3 separate regions of the Homo sapiens genome follow, and all the other regions are linked to region 1. A link is a contact called in ENCODE Hi-C or POLR2A ChIA-PET data. All regions are on one chromosome and are shown on one strand. The core of a region is the stretch at or near the end of the contact, and the rest is flanking DNA. Distances in the headings are between cores, read along the strand shown.

Region 1 (4,517 bases), core at 893-3,392:
CATGCCGCTTAACATGCCCCTTTCAAAGCAAGCACCTCCTCATCCCTCCCAGAGGTCCCCCGTTCCTCTGTGGTGAACGGCAGCCTCACAGTTCCCTGCAGTGGTCACCTTTGATTCCTCCCTTTGTCTCAGCCCTGCTTCCAGTTCATCAGCAAACACTGCCATTTCTACCTCCCAAGGAGCCCAGGATTTGCTACTTCTCTCCCCTTCTTCCTCTGCTCCCCCAGCCCCTGCCCTCATCCAGCTGCCATGGTCTCTGGCCTGGGCTACCCCAACAGCCTCCTCCCTGGTTCCCCTGTGTCTGTCTTCACTGTCCATCCACCATCCAGGCTCACGGTACCATGTGGGAGGGTCCTATGAGACTGTCTCTTCTCTGCTGAAGATGTTCTGTCTCACCCATTGGGAGTCAGAGCCTCCGCTGAGGCCTCTCAGTGTCCTTCTGGCCCCTGCACGGTTGGGCCCCTGCCACACCCATCTCCAATTATTTTTGCCCAAGTTACATGAACATTCTTTGTTCCCCACCCCAGGGCTCTAGCTCATGCTGTTCCTTCTTCTTAGAATGCTTTTCCCCTAGAGCAGGGTTTTTGAGCCTGGGCTCTGGGGCTGGATGATTCTTCACTGGGGGTTGTCCTGGGCACTGTGGGGTGCTGAGCAGCATCCCTGGCCTCCACCCACTAGATGCTGGTAGCACCCTCCCCACCAGCTGGACACATGGGAGTGGAGAACCTCCCCTCCTTCAGGTCTCTGCTCAAATGTCACTTTTTTCCCTGTGGCCTTTCTGTGGTCAACCTCATTTAAACTTGTACCGGTCTCCTGTGGTCCCCTCCCTTTCTCTGCTGAATTTCTCTGCAAAGTACTCATCACTCCCTGAGATACTCTATTTCCCATCTTTTTTGTGCTCTCCTAGATTCCCCGTAAGGGATCGTGTCTGTCTTTACCTCTGCAGCTGGCACCTAGAACAGTGCCTGGCTCCTTGAAGGGGCTCGAATGCTTGTCGCTGAGTTGCTTTCACTGTAAGAAGTCAATTCCAGGTGTTGGGGAAAGTGGGGGACTGACATGGGGCAGGGACAGGGATGAGAAGGTGTTTGCCTGGGGGAGTGGTCTTGGCGACGTTGTCCAGCTTTTCAAAGAGGCATTTGCCAGGAGCAAAAAGGACCAGGCCTTTCTTGCCAGAATCTTCTGTGCAAAAATGTGGATAGGAGAATTGCCTAGCACATTTGCACAATTCCAGGTGCTTTGAAACATTGAGAGATTAAGAGGCCAGCAGTTCTCACGCATTCATGTGTACGTGAATGCCCTGGGGACTGCGTTAAAATGCAGGTTCTGTAATGCCAGCACTTTGGGAGGCCAAGGCGGGAGGATCACTTGAGCCCAGGCGTTCAGGACTAGCTTGGGAAATATAGTGAGACCCTGTCTTTACCAAAAATAAATTGGGTGTGGTGGTACACACCTGTAGTCCCAGCTGCTCAGGAGGCTGAGGAGGGAGGATCACTTGAGCCCAGGAGTTCAAGGCTGCAGTGAGCCATGAATGCACTACTGTATTAATGCAGGTTTTGATTCAGTAGGTCTGGAGTAGGGAGAGATGGTGCATCTCTAATAAGCTCCAGGTGATGCAGATGCTGCTGGCCCAGAAACCACACTTTGAGTATCTTGGCTACTGGGAAGACATGTGCTGAGTGACATGCAGTCTCTGCCTTGAAGAGTCTCCATGGGGCCTCAGCTTCCCCACTGTGGGGGACACCACATGCTGAACAGTGAGTGCAGGAAGGGGAATCAGAGGGGCACTGGGCAGGCAGTGCAGGAAGGGGAACTCAGAGGGACATTGGGCAGGCAGCCCGGCAAAGTGGCCTCCCTCAGTGCAGGGAGCCCTGGAGCGGTGGAAGTTCCGGCCTGAGAATCTGGGGCCTGGCTGCACCCTCACCTTGGAGGTCGGTTAGCCTTGTGGTGGTTGGTGGGGGTTGGGGAGCTCCATGCTCAGTACCCCTAGAGAGAACTTTGCAACTGAGCTGGGCTCCGAAAGCCACCGGAAACCAACCCACACCACGAGGCTTGAGGAAGAGCCCAGCACAGTCCTCGGTGGTTTTTTGAGCCTGGTCCTTCCCTTCTTGTTGGCCTGACGCTTGTCCTGCCCTCTTCCTGGGTCCCAGATGGGGCCTCTTGGGCTGAGGGCTGGGGGCTGGGTGAGAGCAGATGCCTCGCTCTTTCTCTCTTTAACGTAAAAATGCGCAACTGGAAGGAAGGAAGTGGTGAGAGTGAGGAAGCGCAAGATGGTTCGAGCCAGCCTGGAGGCAGAGCTGGAGTCCCGCGCCAACTCTAGCTGTGTGACTGGGGCTTAGTCTCTTTGCCTCTCTGGGCCTTGTGTTCTGGTCTGTAAAATAGGATCATCATTGTTGCCACTCATGATTATGTGGGGGTGATTAAGTGTTGCAGTGCTTAGCACAGCTTGATGTCACGCGAGCCCTTCATGACTCCAGGGGGACATTCTGAAGCCCCGAGGGCTCAAGCTCTCCCGCAGGAGGCCTGGAAGGTGTGTGGCCCTGGAGCCCTCCTGGGCAATCCCCGCTACCCCTGATGGTCACTGGGGCAACACCACTGGCCATGAGAATCAGCTCTGGCTGAGGGCAGTGACCTGCCGTCAGCCCTGGGCTCTGAGGTGAGGCAGAGCCTGTTCCCATGGCTGCAGCCTGGGCTGCGACACCTTTAGAAAAGCCGGTTCATCCAGCCCGGCGGGGACCTAGGGAGGAAGGAAAACAAAACTGACACGAGTATTGATGGAGCATGAAACTGATGAAATGAAAAGGTTAGCCTGTCCTAAGCGCTGGACTCAAGGCCGGTGCTCTCCTTGTTGAAAAGGGACATTGGCAGGTTTTAGGGAAAGTCCCTGAAGGCCAGGCACCAACCACCATGCCACTGCCTGGGTCCGCCAGTATCATTCTTAACAATGAGAAGTGGCTTCATCTCTCTGCCTCAGTTTCCTCATCTTTAAAATGGGCACAGGCCGGGTGCAGTGGCTCACACCTGTAATCCCAGCACTTTGGGAGGCTGAGGAGGGCAGATCACCTGAGGTCACGAGTTCGAGACCAGCCTGGCCAACATGGTGAAACCCCATCTCTACTAAAAATACAAAAATTAGCTGGGCATGGTGGCAGGTACCTGTAATCCCAGCTACTCGGGTGGCTGAGGTACAAGAATCACTTGAACCCAGGAGGTGGAGGTTGCAGTGAGCAGAGATCACGCCACTGTGCTCCAGCCTGGGCGGCAGAGTGAGACTCCGTCTCAAAAAAAAAAAATTAAGAAAATAAAATGGGCATAAGTACCTACTTTATAGGGTTGTTGTGAACCCTATGTAATAATGTAAAGCTCTTAGAATAGTTCCTTCCATTTTGAGGGTACGTAGGTTAGCTGCTGTTACATTATTATTATTACTACTATTAATACTGCTGCAGCGATTACTGTTACTGCTGCTGCCGTTATTACTGTTATTATTTTAAAATTAAGAGCTCATCCTGTGTCAGGCAGCCTACTCAGCATCTTATGTGGATTTATCTCATTTGATCATCTCATTAGCCCCATCATGTTACCTGGATATTCCTATGATCCCCATTTTACATATGAGAAATCACGGCTTGAAGACATGCTGTGATTACTCAAGACCATGTGCCTGGTAAGGGGCAGAGCCTGGGCCAGCACCCCTCTCCCCACCTTGTGTTTGACCCTGAACCATCCCCTTTGATATGGGAAGGATTAGGTCTGCACCCATCTCACAGATGAGGAAACTGAGGCTCCAAGAGTCAGGCACCAGTGGTGAGGGGGAGGTGAGAGTCAGGTGTGGATGTAGCAGGTGCCTATGGAGAGAGAGAGAGAGAGCAGAGGCAGCGGGCTTCAGAGCCATTTACACACCCACTGGGGGTTGTGAAGCCAGCACCTGGGGACACTGTGTCCCCAGCTCAATTCCTAGCAGGTCAAGCATGTCTTGTTGCTGCTGGTTGGGGACAGGCCTCTTGTGTTGAGTTAATTTCTTCTCCAGGCACATGGGTCAGGCTCTTCTAGGTGGTTTCTCCCCCACCTCTCCTCCCTCTCTCCTGGGACATTGGGGTCTGCTCTCCTTCCAGGGTCTGGACACCTGGGCCCTGGGGAAGGCACCTGGGGAAGGGCAGTGCCTCAGGATGGGCCAGACAAAGAGGGAAGCCCTGCGTGCAGCCATCTTCATTATTCGCTTCATTATTCGCTCAGCAAACCATTTATTGACCACCTTGCCAAGCCCAGCAGTGCAAGGCACTGAGGACGGGGTGCTGTGGACATCACAGGGTCCCCATCCTGCAAGGTGCCATCTGTGGTGCACTCCCAGTTCACCAGACACCGTGCTGAGCATGTTGCAGACTTTATCTCCTCTAAACTGTACGGCAACCCTGTGAGGTTCCTGTTTGCAAAGGAGTAGACAGAGGCTGGGTGAGGCAACGCCGTTTGACCCAGGTAGCAGAGTAGGGTAGAGCCCAAGTGTGATTCCAGAGGCTGTG
Region 2 (4,517 bases), core at 1,381-3,880, 61 kb before region 1:
ATTACATGCCACCGACATGGCTATTGCATTCTAGCTACATTTGAAGACGTGGCTGTTGTATGCTAGGGACATTTGAAGACATGTCTATTGTATGCTATGGTGATGCCTATTACATGTCAAGGATGTGACACCAATGTGCTAAGGCATGCTTCATAATGCCACAGGCATGCTTTTTACATGCCAGTTACATACCAAGGACATGTGAGAGCAAGCGTATTGCATGTTATGGTCACGCTTATTTACATGACACTAGCATGCACATTACATGCCACTCACGTTAAGGCATGCCTATCATGTGGCAATTACGTGCCACTGTCATGCATATTACATGGTAGCATTCTCATACGTGTGTTACATGCTTTTATATAGTATTGTCAGGCTTATTTTTACTATGATCATACCTATTACATGCTAAGGGCATGCTTGTTATGTGCTACTGACATGATAGGACCTGCCAATTACATGCCCATTGATTGCATCCTATGGTCATGCCTACACACCACTGACATGCTACATTTGTATTACGTGCTTGTAACATGGTCATGCCTGTTGCATGTTTATTATACACCAAGCACATGTGTGACATGCTAAGGATTTATGACGTGTGCATGCCAAGTACATGTGACATGAATGTGCCTATTTGAACATGCCTGTGACATGTGATGTGCAAAGGACATGCCTATTACATGCTGATATGCTTACTGCATGCTGAAAATATGGTAAGGAAATGCTAAGGACATGACAGGTGACAGTGACATGTGACAGTTACAGATGACAGTGATAGGAGACAGTGACAGATGACAGCAACATTACATGTGACAGTGACGTGACCATATGACAGGTCGTGACATTTAACAGGTGACTTGTGACAGTGACATATGACAGTGCAGGAGACAGGTACATGTGACAGTGACATTACATGTGACAGTGACTCAGGACAGTGCTGTGTGACAGTGACGAGTCACATGTGACATTTGACAGGTGACATGACTAACGTGACAGTGACATTACATGTGATAGGTGACAGTGCCATTTGACAGGTGACATCCTAAAACATGTTAAGGACATGCTTACTGCATGCCAAGGGCAGAACGTTGCAAGAACATACACAGTACATGCTAAGGGCATGTACATCACGTGCTAAGGACATACCCCTTACATAATAAGGATGTCTCTTACATGTCAGGAACATGTGGCATGCTTATGTGTTGAAGCCATGGCAAAAGCATGCTGATGGCCTGCTTTTTACATGTTAAAGATGTGCTTACTACATGGCCATGCCAATGACGTGACATACCAATGACATGATATGTTTGTTGCATGCCAAGGACATGCAAATGACCCGTGACGTTAGTGATGTGACAGGTGACAGGTGTCAGGACAGATGAGTGATGTGACATGATAGGCGACATGACAGTGACGTGACAACAGGTGATGGTTCAGGTAATAGGTGACATGCAACAGGTGGCAGTGACAGACAACAGGTGACAGTGACATGTGACATGACTGACAGGTGACGTGACAGGTGACAGTCGTGACAGTTTATAACAATGTCATATATCAATACCTAATATTTCCTCTGCAGCTGGGTCTTCCATTTCTTTCTCTTAATTACTCATTGAAATCGTTGAGCACCATTTACCATTTGTTAATCACTTTAATTCGCTCCCCAGCTTGGAGCTGGGGGTGGACATGTTGCTGCTGAACAGAAGGGCTGGTTCCGGGTCTTAGATGTGTAGGTTTGTAATGTGTGGAGTGGCAGCCCTGAAGTGAGCCATGTAGGAGGGGGCAGAAGTCCCCTGACAGTACTGTGTAACCAGTAATAGAGACAAACAGATGGCCCAGGGTGAGGGAGAGCAAGGGAACAACATTTTGTAGTTTAGTAGTGAGAGATGCTGCGAATTGTCACTGTCTAGGCAGTATATATTCGGCATGAGTCACCCTCAGTCTCGGCTGCACAGCAACCCCAGGCGAATAGCATCTCTAATCTTAAAAGCTCATTAAGCTCTGGCTGTTTGCACCCTGCCTGGAAAAGCCTCTGTTGAACAGGGAGCACCAAGAGAGCGAGGAAGGAGCCAGTGGCTGCACGAGATGGCCCAGGTATCCTGCCAGCAGGTCGCACACCTAGGCTCTTCCCCACCAAGGAAGAGCACCTGTTCCTATTTGGGAAAGAGAGAGAGGAGAGTGGTAATTTTCCATTTTCCTTTCTTGAGTGAGTCATACGAAAGCAAAATGTGTTCCCAGCTTGTGTTACTACTTCTGTCATTGCTGGGCTGCACAGATCAAAGGCTGGGGGAGATGTGTCTCCCCTCCCAACCCCTTGATCTATTCTTTTCAAGATTCACTTCCCTCTCCCTGCTTCAGAAGCCTCGTATCTGTCTGGAGCCCACTGGTTTGCCTGGAGATGGTCTGCTGTCCTTTCATTTTAAATTAAAATGCCCCTGCCTCTTGGTGGCCCAGTGAGGTGTGGGGGTTCAGGATGGGATATGAGGTGTTTGGCCATGCCTTACTGCCTTGGTGGAATGTGCCAGCAATCCACAAGAACACAGCAGGCTGGGAGAGGGGCCATGGCTTCAGAAATACTGCCTTGGGGCTATTGTTTGTAGACCAAACCTGGACTCTCCTCCTGCTGCCCATGGATCAGGACCAGCTATGCCCACGTAGGCCTAGAACCATCCAGGTTGCGAGCAACTTGCCATTTCTACATTGGTGGCTGTTTCTAACACCGGAGGAGGTTGACTCACTGAGTAGACTGGCAGGGTCTTAGGAAGGAAATCAGTTATTTGGCCTCACACTCTGGCAAATGCCCTAAGGGAGTCCGTTGAGTTCCTGAATGCAGATAAAACTCTTTCTCGTTCATCAAAATGAGCCCTGGGGCTCACCCCTTCTCTCACCCTTCAAGGTTCATCCATCACCTTGTCCTGCTCTAGGGACCACACTGGACCTCTGTGCCTCCCCACTGCCACCACCCTGGTCCAAGCCACCACTGTCTCTTGCCTTGGCAAGTTCACCTGCCTCCTACCTGGTTTTTCTAAAATCTGTATCTCTTGGAATGACTCCCTTGCTTGATGGCTTCCTGTTGCCCTTAGAACAAAGTCCAAACTTTTAAGCACAGTGTATTACCCTCCTGCACACAGACTCTGCCTCTGCCACAAGTTAGAGGCTCCCTGACTTCCCTACACCCTCCTGCCTCTGGGCCATTGCACAGGCTGTTTCCTTTGCCTGGAACTCACTCTACCTACATTCATATTTTTTGAGCTCCTACCAAGTGCATAGCAGTATGCTAGGTGCATGGAACATATAAAAGACACCCAGGCTATGTAGCCATGTTGGGCATGTAACGGTAATGGAGTCATATTGTATTAGTCCGTTTCATGCTGCTAATAAAGACATACCTGAGACCGGGTAACTTGGAAAGAGGTTTAATAGACTCACAGTTCCATATGGCTAGGGAGGCCTCACAATCATGGTGGAAGATGAAGGAAGAGCAAAGGGACGTCTTACATGGCAGCAGGAAAGAGAGCTTGTGCAGGGGAACTCCCATTTATAAAACCATCAGATCTCATGAGACTTATTCACTATCACGAGAGCAGTGTGGGGGAACTGCCTTCATGATTCAATTATCTCCACCCAGCCCTGCACTCGACACAAGGATTATTGCAATTCAAGGTGAGATTTTGGTGGGGACACAGCCAAACCATATCACATATTTACCACACACAGTGAGCCCAGCACGTGCCAGGCACTTCACATATATATCTCTCATCCTCCCAGCAGCCCCGCAGGGTAAGTGCTACTATGTTATTCTCACGTTAGAGATAGGGGAATCAAGGCCCAAAGAAAGGCAGCTCAGATAACGGAGAATGATGGTGGGAACACACTACCTCTCTGCGTTTAGCACAGTGCTTCTCAAAGTCTCTTCCTAGACCAACTGCAATCACCTGAGAACTCGTCAGGAATGCAGATTTCTGAACCCAGCCCCACTGAATCAGAAGCTCCGGTGCTGGAGCTCAGTGACATGTATTTTAATAAGTCCTCCAAGGGCTTCTGAGAGACACACTCAAGTCTGGGAACCACTCAGTCATGAGGTATTTTATATACAAATGGTTTGATTTGTCAGCATGGGGTACTGGTGGCCTTAATGGCTTTCCATTTTTAAAAAAAAATTTAAAAAAACCAACTACAGTGCTGATGAGATTATAGTGAGATTGTAAACCCTAATTATAGTGAGATTTCAAGGCCCCTTTCCCCTCCACGTAGGGTGGTATTCTCAAAGCCCGGATTCCCTGGATCTGATGACAGGGACACTATGTTGCCCAGGGTGGCCTCCTGGGCTCAGATGATCCTCCTGCCTCAGTTTCAGGAGTAGCCGGGACTACAGGTGAGCACCACCACATTCAGCTCTCAAAGCCTTTTGTGAAAGATTATTCAGGGGATACTTTATAGTTTTTTAAAAATATGTATTTATTTATTTTTTATTTTATTTTTGAGATGGAGTCTCACTCTGTCGTCCAGGC
Region 3 (4,517 bases), core at 1,150-3,649, 38 kb after region 1:
CCGGTGTCTAGAAAGAGCACAAAGATGGTGACAGGTCAGGGCTGCCTCGCTGGCCCTCACCCCAGCCGCTTCTGTCTGTGCAGGAGGCGTTCGCCTGAGACCAGATAGAGGTTCAGCTTCACAAACGCGTTCTCTGGGCACACAGCGTCAGATACTCACAGTCCCCGGCTTAGCGGTCAACGTGGGGGTGCACAAGTCCGATGGGCGCAGTGAGTGTCACAGGGCAAGGACTCAAGAGGGCGGGCCTTGCCCCTGACAGGATTCTAACCACAGCAGGCCCCTCAGCATACGGCTTGCCCTCCCTCTCTGTACAGCCGACAGCGTGGACTCGCCCCACGGGGCTGTCCTGCATCAGATGCTGGGTGCTCAGTACAGGTCAGCATCCACGTTTATGTTTCCAATTCGCAGAAAGGCAGGGCCCTGCCTGAGGGTATAGCCCATAGGGTGCAATGTGTCACGGCGGGGGGGGTGGGGTTCTATACATCAGTCAAACTAAGATGGTCTCTTACTCGCCCGGCCCCACCACTAACCTCCTGTGAGTAGTGAAGCTGTCCAGGTCGGCGTTTCGCATTACCGTCTGGTAAGGCACGTTGGCCGTGATGAGGCTGTGGCTGCTGAATGAGATGTGCTGCACCGGGTGCCTGGAAGGCAGTGGGAGAGAGCTCGTAAGGGGGCGTCCACTGGGCCTGCACTTGCTGCCGCAGGCCTGGGAGTTCAGAGCTGCAGGGGATTCTAGAACCCATAAAGCTAAGCTTCTCTTTCACAGAGGGAACAGGGCCCCCATGGAAGCAGTGTCTCACCTCAGTTCCCGAAGCTCAGGTGAGCAGGCCACGCTTTGGGCATGACTTTGTAAACAGGTCTGCATGCCCCGTACGCATGCTGGCATCTGCCCCCACAACCTGGTACATTCCAGACATAAAGGGCACACCCTACTGCAGACGAATCAGCCACATGCAACAGAGACTGGCCCATCGCTGCCTCCCTGGGCAAGTCCCTTGAGCTTTCCCAGCCAGGCTCTCCATCATCTATGGAGCACTGGGGGCACGTTCACTGTTGATCCATGAAGGTGCCCCCCACATCCTGCTCATAGGGCTGCAATGACACACGTACCCTGGGTGGTGAAAGCACGTTCGGAAAATCTTGGAACAAAATGGTTCCAAGTCTCTTGAACAGAGGTTTGCGTTCATTCTGAAACTTTCATGCAGTACCGGCTGTGGTCACGGCACTGAGCTAGGAGACACTGGATTAAAAAGATGTCTCATCCAGGTGGATGCCTGGCCCAGGGAGAGCCCTAGCTAGTGAAGAAGGTAAGATGCAGTCCCAGAAAACATGACCATTGTTTCTGTAGCACGAGCGATGTTACAAGCTACAAAGAATGTGTGACCCAGAGTTAAGTGCTGGGAGGAGCAGGAGGTGCTGTGGGCTGGGAGGGGTGCACAGGAGGGGACGAGGCCTGTGTGGGCTGGGCCAGGGCTGCTCTCCTTGACTAAAGCAAAGGATTCTTGGAAGTGAGGGAAGCTGGGAAGCAGTCCCTGCCTCCCTGGGGTTGGGACACCCACAGAAGGAAAGTGTTGGTGGACCTGGCATGGGACCTGGAGGATGAGAAAGACCCGGGAAGGGAGGGCAGGCTTGGTGGAGGCCTGCAGCCTGGAGGACTGAAGGAAAGTGTTGGTGGACCTGGCATGGGACCTGGAGGATGAGAAAGACCCGGGGAGGGAGGGCAGGCTTGGTGGAGGCCTGCAGCCTGGAGGACTGAAGGAAAGTGTTGGTGGACCTGGCATGGGACCTGGAGGATGAGAAAGACCCGGGGAGGGAGGGCAGGCTTGGTGGAGGCCTGCAGCCTGGAGGACTGACGGCACCCTGTCAGGCAGGCGAGGACCTGGGCTGAAGAGACTGAAGCGGACAGCGGGAGGTACATGACAGTGACCAAACAACAGCCAGACTGGGGCCTGGCAGCAGGCACTGCAGGTGAGGCCTTGAGCAAGTCAGTGAGTTCTGGGCAGGAGACCATGTGTCTGTCAGCCTTGTGCTGGTGAAAACAGTGACCACGTGGGGGACAAGCCTGGACCGCACAGGGACAGAGGCAGTGCTGGGACAGGGCCACACCTCTGGGGAAGGCCTTCCTTAGCTAGGCTTCATCTCAGTGGCCTGTCCCAGGGAGTGAAGCTTTGCTGAGAGAAAAATGAGATCTACTGGAGTTGGGGGCTGGCAGCCATCCCTGAGGACCTGGATGGCTGATCCAGGGTTTTCCTCAAAGGCAATGCTTCCGGGAATTTCAGTGCGGGAGTTTTAGTTGCCGTTTGGCACCACCTGGTGGCAATTCAGTGCATCACCATTCAGAAAAAGGGCCGAGGCGCCCTCAACAGGCACAGCCACAGCGAGGGGGCGGGCCAGGCAGTACCCAGGGCTCTGTCTGATAAAATGTGCCGGCCACAGTGTTTGCCAACACTGCCCTCCAAGGAAGAAGCCCATTCTGCATGTAACCCTGCCGCCTCTTGGAGACACCTGTCAAATTGCTGACCTTGCACTTCCATAAAGACCATGTCGCTGCTCAGAGGTTGTGTTCTCAGAGGTCGGTTTACCTTGATTTGCGGTAAGTGGGGAACAAATCTTAGTTCCTGTGGGAGGGCCTTGCCCTGTTTCTGCTCTTCTATGTTGTCATGCTCAGAGGCCACTGGCCCAGAATCATCTCGGTTTTGTAGAGATGGGGTTTCATTCTGTCACCCAGGCTGGAGTACAGTGACACAGTCACTGCAGCCTCAAACCCCTGGCCTTGAGAGCTCCTCAGTCTCCTGAGTAGCTGGGATTACAGGTGAGCCACGTGTCTGGCCGAATGTCTCTTCACAGTGGTGCTGAGGGCAGCAAGCGAGAGGGCCGGCTGCCTTTCTCCCCACCTGTCTCAAACGCAGGGTCTCCTGTTCGAGGCCTGCAGGGCCAGGTAGAGGTGGTGGCAGGTGGGCTCAAGTCAGCTCTGATGAGCCAGCCCTGGGCTGGGCTGCTGCTTTGAAGGTCAGAAGCAGGCTCACTGGAAATGTCTTAACCAGTTAGGTGCCACTGGCGTAAACCTACCTACCTCTGTGACGCCATCAGCCTGTGCTTAGGATAGTATTTATTTATATTTTGAATAGTGGTGTTAAAGGTGGAAATGACAAATTCCTCCTTCGTTGGAGCCTGAACCCCTTCAGTCCTAAGTGCTCTTCTCTGTAAACAGCATGAGGAAAGTCTAAGCAACGGGCAGAACCATGGTTACACATGACGGACTCGAGTGGAGGACAGCAGCTGGGCCAGCCCTGCCTTCCACCTGTGGGCAGGTGGGGTGTCACATCCTGGTCTAGCCCAGCGAGCTTCCTATGTTTTTGAGTTCCCTTTTCTGTTTATTAAGATGGAGAAATCCTAAAATAATCAGAATAGCACTTGCAAAAAAGTAGTTTCATTCTTAGAGAAAGCTGGGCCTGGCTAATGTAGGAATTGTGGCGATCTGAATGATGTCAGAGACAGGAACTGCATCCCCACTGACCAGCGCCATTTCCAAGCCTGTTTCCTCCTCTGCAGAGCGGTGCTGGGACAGCAGCTGGCTCCTAGGGTCACAGTAAGGATTCACCTGGCGAAGCCGGGGGGTAGGGGGCATTTAGCACCGTGCCTGGTGCAGGCTGATTAGTGCTGCCTTCCCTGTTCCTACTAGGAACTCCCAAGAGTGTCTAGAATGCACCTTACCCGGAATACACCTCCCACAGCTTCTGGTTCATCCGATAATCCCACACGGACACCAGGCCTTCCTCGCCTCCACTGACGATCTTCCAGTCATCCATCTGCACAGCAGAGACCCTGAGCTGATGGGCGGAGAGCGACAGGGCGATGTTACCACTGCGGAGGTCGTGGATCCTCACCCTGGACAGGCCCAGGAAGAGCAGAGAAGGGAAATGGGGTTAGAGTCAAAGCTTCAAATGACAAACTCCCCCTCCACGGTGCTGGTCTATGCACAACACTGCTATGAAAAACTCCTCAGCTGCAAACAAACATCGATAATAAGGACATCAAGCACAGACTGTCAGGGAGGACCCACACGGTCTCATCTGAATGGTTTAAAAGCACATGGAGCAAGAAAGACGCAGGCCAAGGACAGTGGCTGCCCACTTTACCTGCTTAACAGGGAAAAGCCACCTGCATGACTGCATGCGCAGGTTGGCCTGAGACGCCTGTCCCAGCAGTAGGTGTACTGCCCAGCACAGTAATTTTGCTGTTGGTAAAATAACCTGTTAAAGGCAAGAGCTACAAAGCCAGACACCCCAGATCCTAACCGGGTGAGGACCCGGTTAGGAAAAGAACACTTTTTGGGTATTTCACTTGACTTTGTAAGTTCATTGCTGTCTTGCTGGAACTGAGAAAGGGAAAGCCTTTATCCTTGATAAGCACAGCAGAGCGGGGATAAGGGTGTGTGTACCCTGGGCAGTCACTTATTGAAATAATTACTTGCCTTATAATAATCCCCATTTCTTTAAGAACCTCTTTAAAAACTA

Evidence for each region. A loop is a pair of places that touch in the nucleus more often than their neighbours do. ChIA-PET counts read pairs that join two places held with the same protein, here RNA polymerase II (POLR2A). Pooled maps may share reads with other maps.
Region 2: a pooled map shows a loop between it and region 1 (4-fold over the local background). The contact joins two enhancer-like sites. A Hi-C loop is called at or near these places in 1 of 37 single-sample maps with no recorded cell type and 7 of 50 pooled maps. POLR2A ChIA-PET finds 5 or more read pairs at or near these places in 9 of 52 experiments (BJ, K562, OCI-LY7 and 5 more).
Region 3: a map of naive thymus-derived CD4-positive, alpha-beta T cell shows a loop between it and region 1 (2.0-fold over the local background). The contact joins two enhancer-like sites. A Hi-C loop is called at or near these places in 2 of 168 maps with a recorded cell type or tissue (naive thymus-derived CD4-positive, alpha-beta T cell and psoas muscle) and 8 of 50 pooled maps. POLR2A ChIA-PET finds 5 or more read pairs at or near these places in 3 of 52 experiments (B cell, H1 and activated T-cell).

Annotation. Positions count from the first base shown.
Region 1 is chr12:117,061,001-117,065,517 of GRCh38, reverse strand. The region is part of intron 2 of TESC (tescalcin); the gene reads left to right. Among named protein-coding and RNA genes, the nearest start is that of TESC, 36 kb to the left of the region's middle. RefSeq lists enhancers at 1,552-2,328, 2,329-3,105. Within about 2 kb of position 2,142, at least 13 of the 41 ENCODE cell types and tissues checked have a DNase peak (open chromatin) inside an H3K27ac peak, as active enhancers do.
Region 2 is chr12:117,122,864-117,127,380 of GRCh38, reverse strand. All of the region lies in intron 2 of TESC-AS1 (TESC antisense RNA 1), which reads right to left. Among named protein-coding and RNA genes, the nearest start is that of TESC-AS1, 26 kb to the right of the region's middle. Within about 2 kb of position 2,630, at least 3 of the 41 ENCODE cell types and tissues checked have a DNase peak (open chromatin) inside an H3K27ac peak, as active enhancers do.
Region 3 is chr12:117,023,518-117,028,034 of GRCh38, reverse strand. It overlaps FBXW8 (F-box and WD repeat domain containing 8), which reads right to left. Exons shown (of 11, transcript NM_153348.3): 9 at 3,715-3,888; 10 at 531-641; 11 at 1-7. Among named protein-coding and RNA genes, the nearest start is that of TESC, 74 kb to the left of the region's middle. RefSeq lists enhancers at 2,320-2,855, 2,856-3,391, 2,711-3,910. Within about 2 kb of position 2,399, at least 12 of the 41 ENCODE cell types and tissues checked have a DNase peak (open chromatin) inside an H3K27ac peak, as active enhancers do.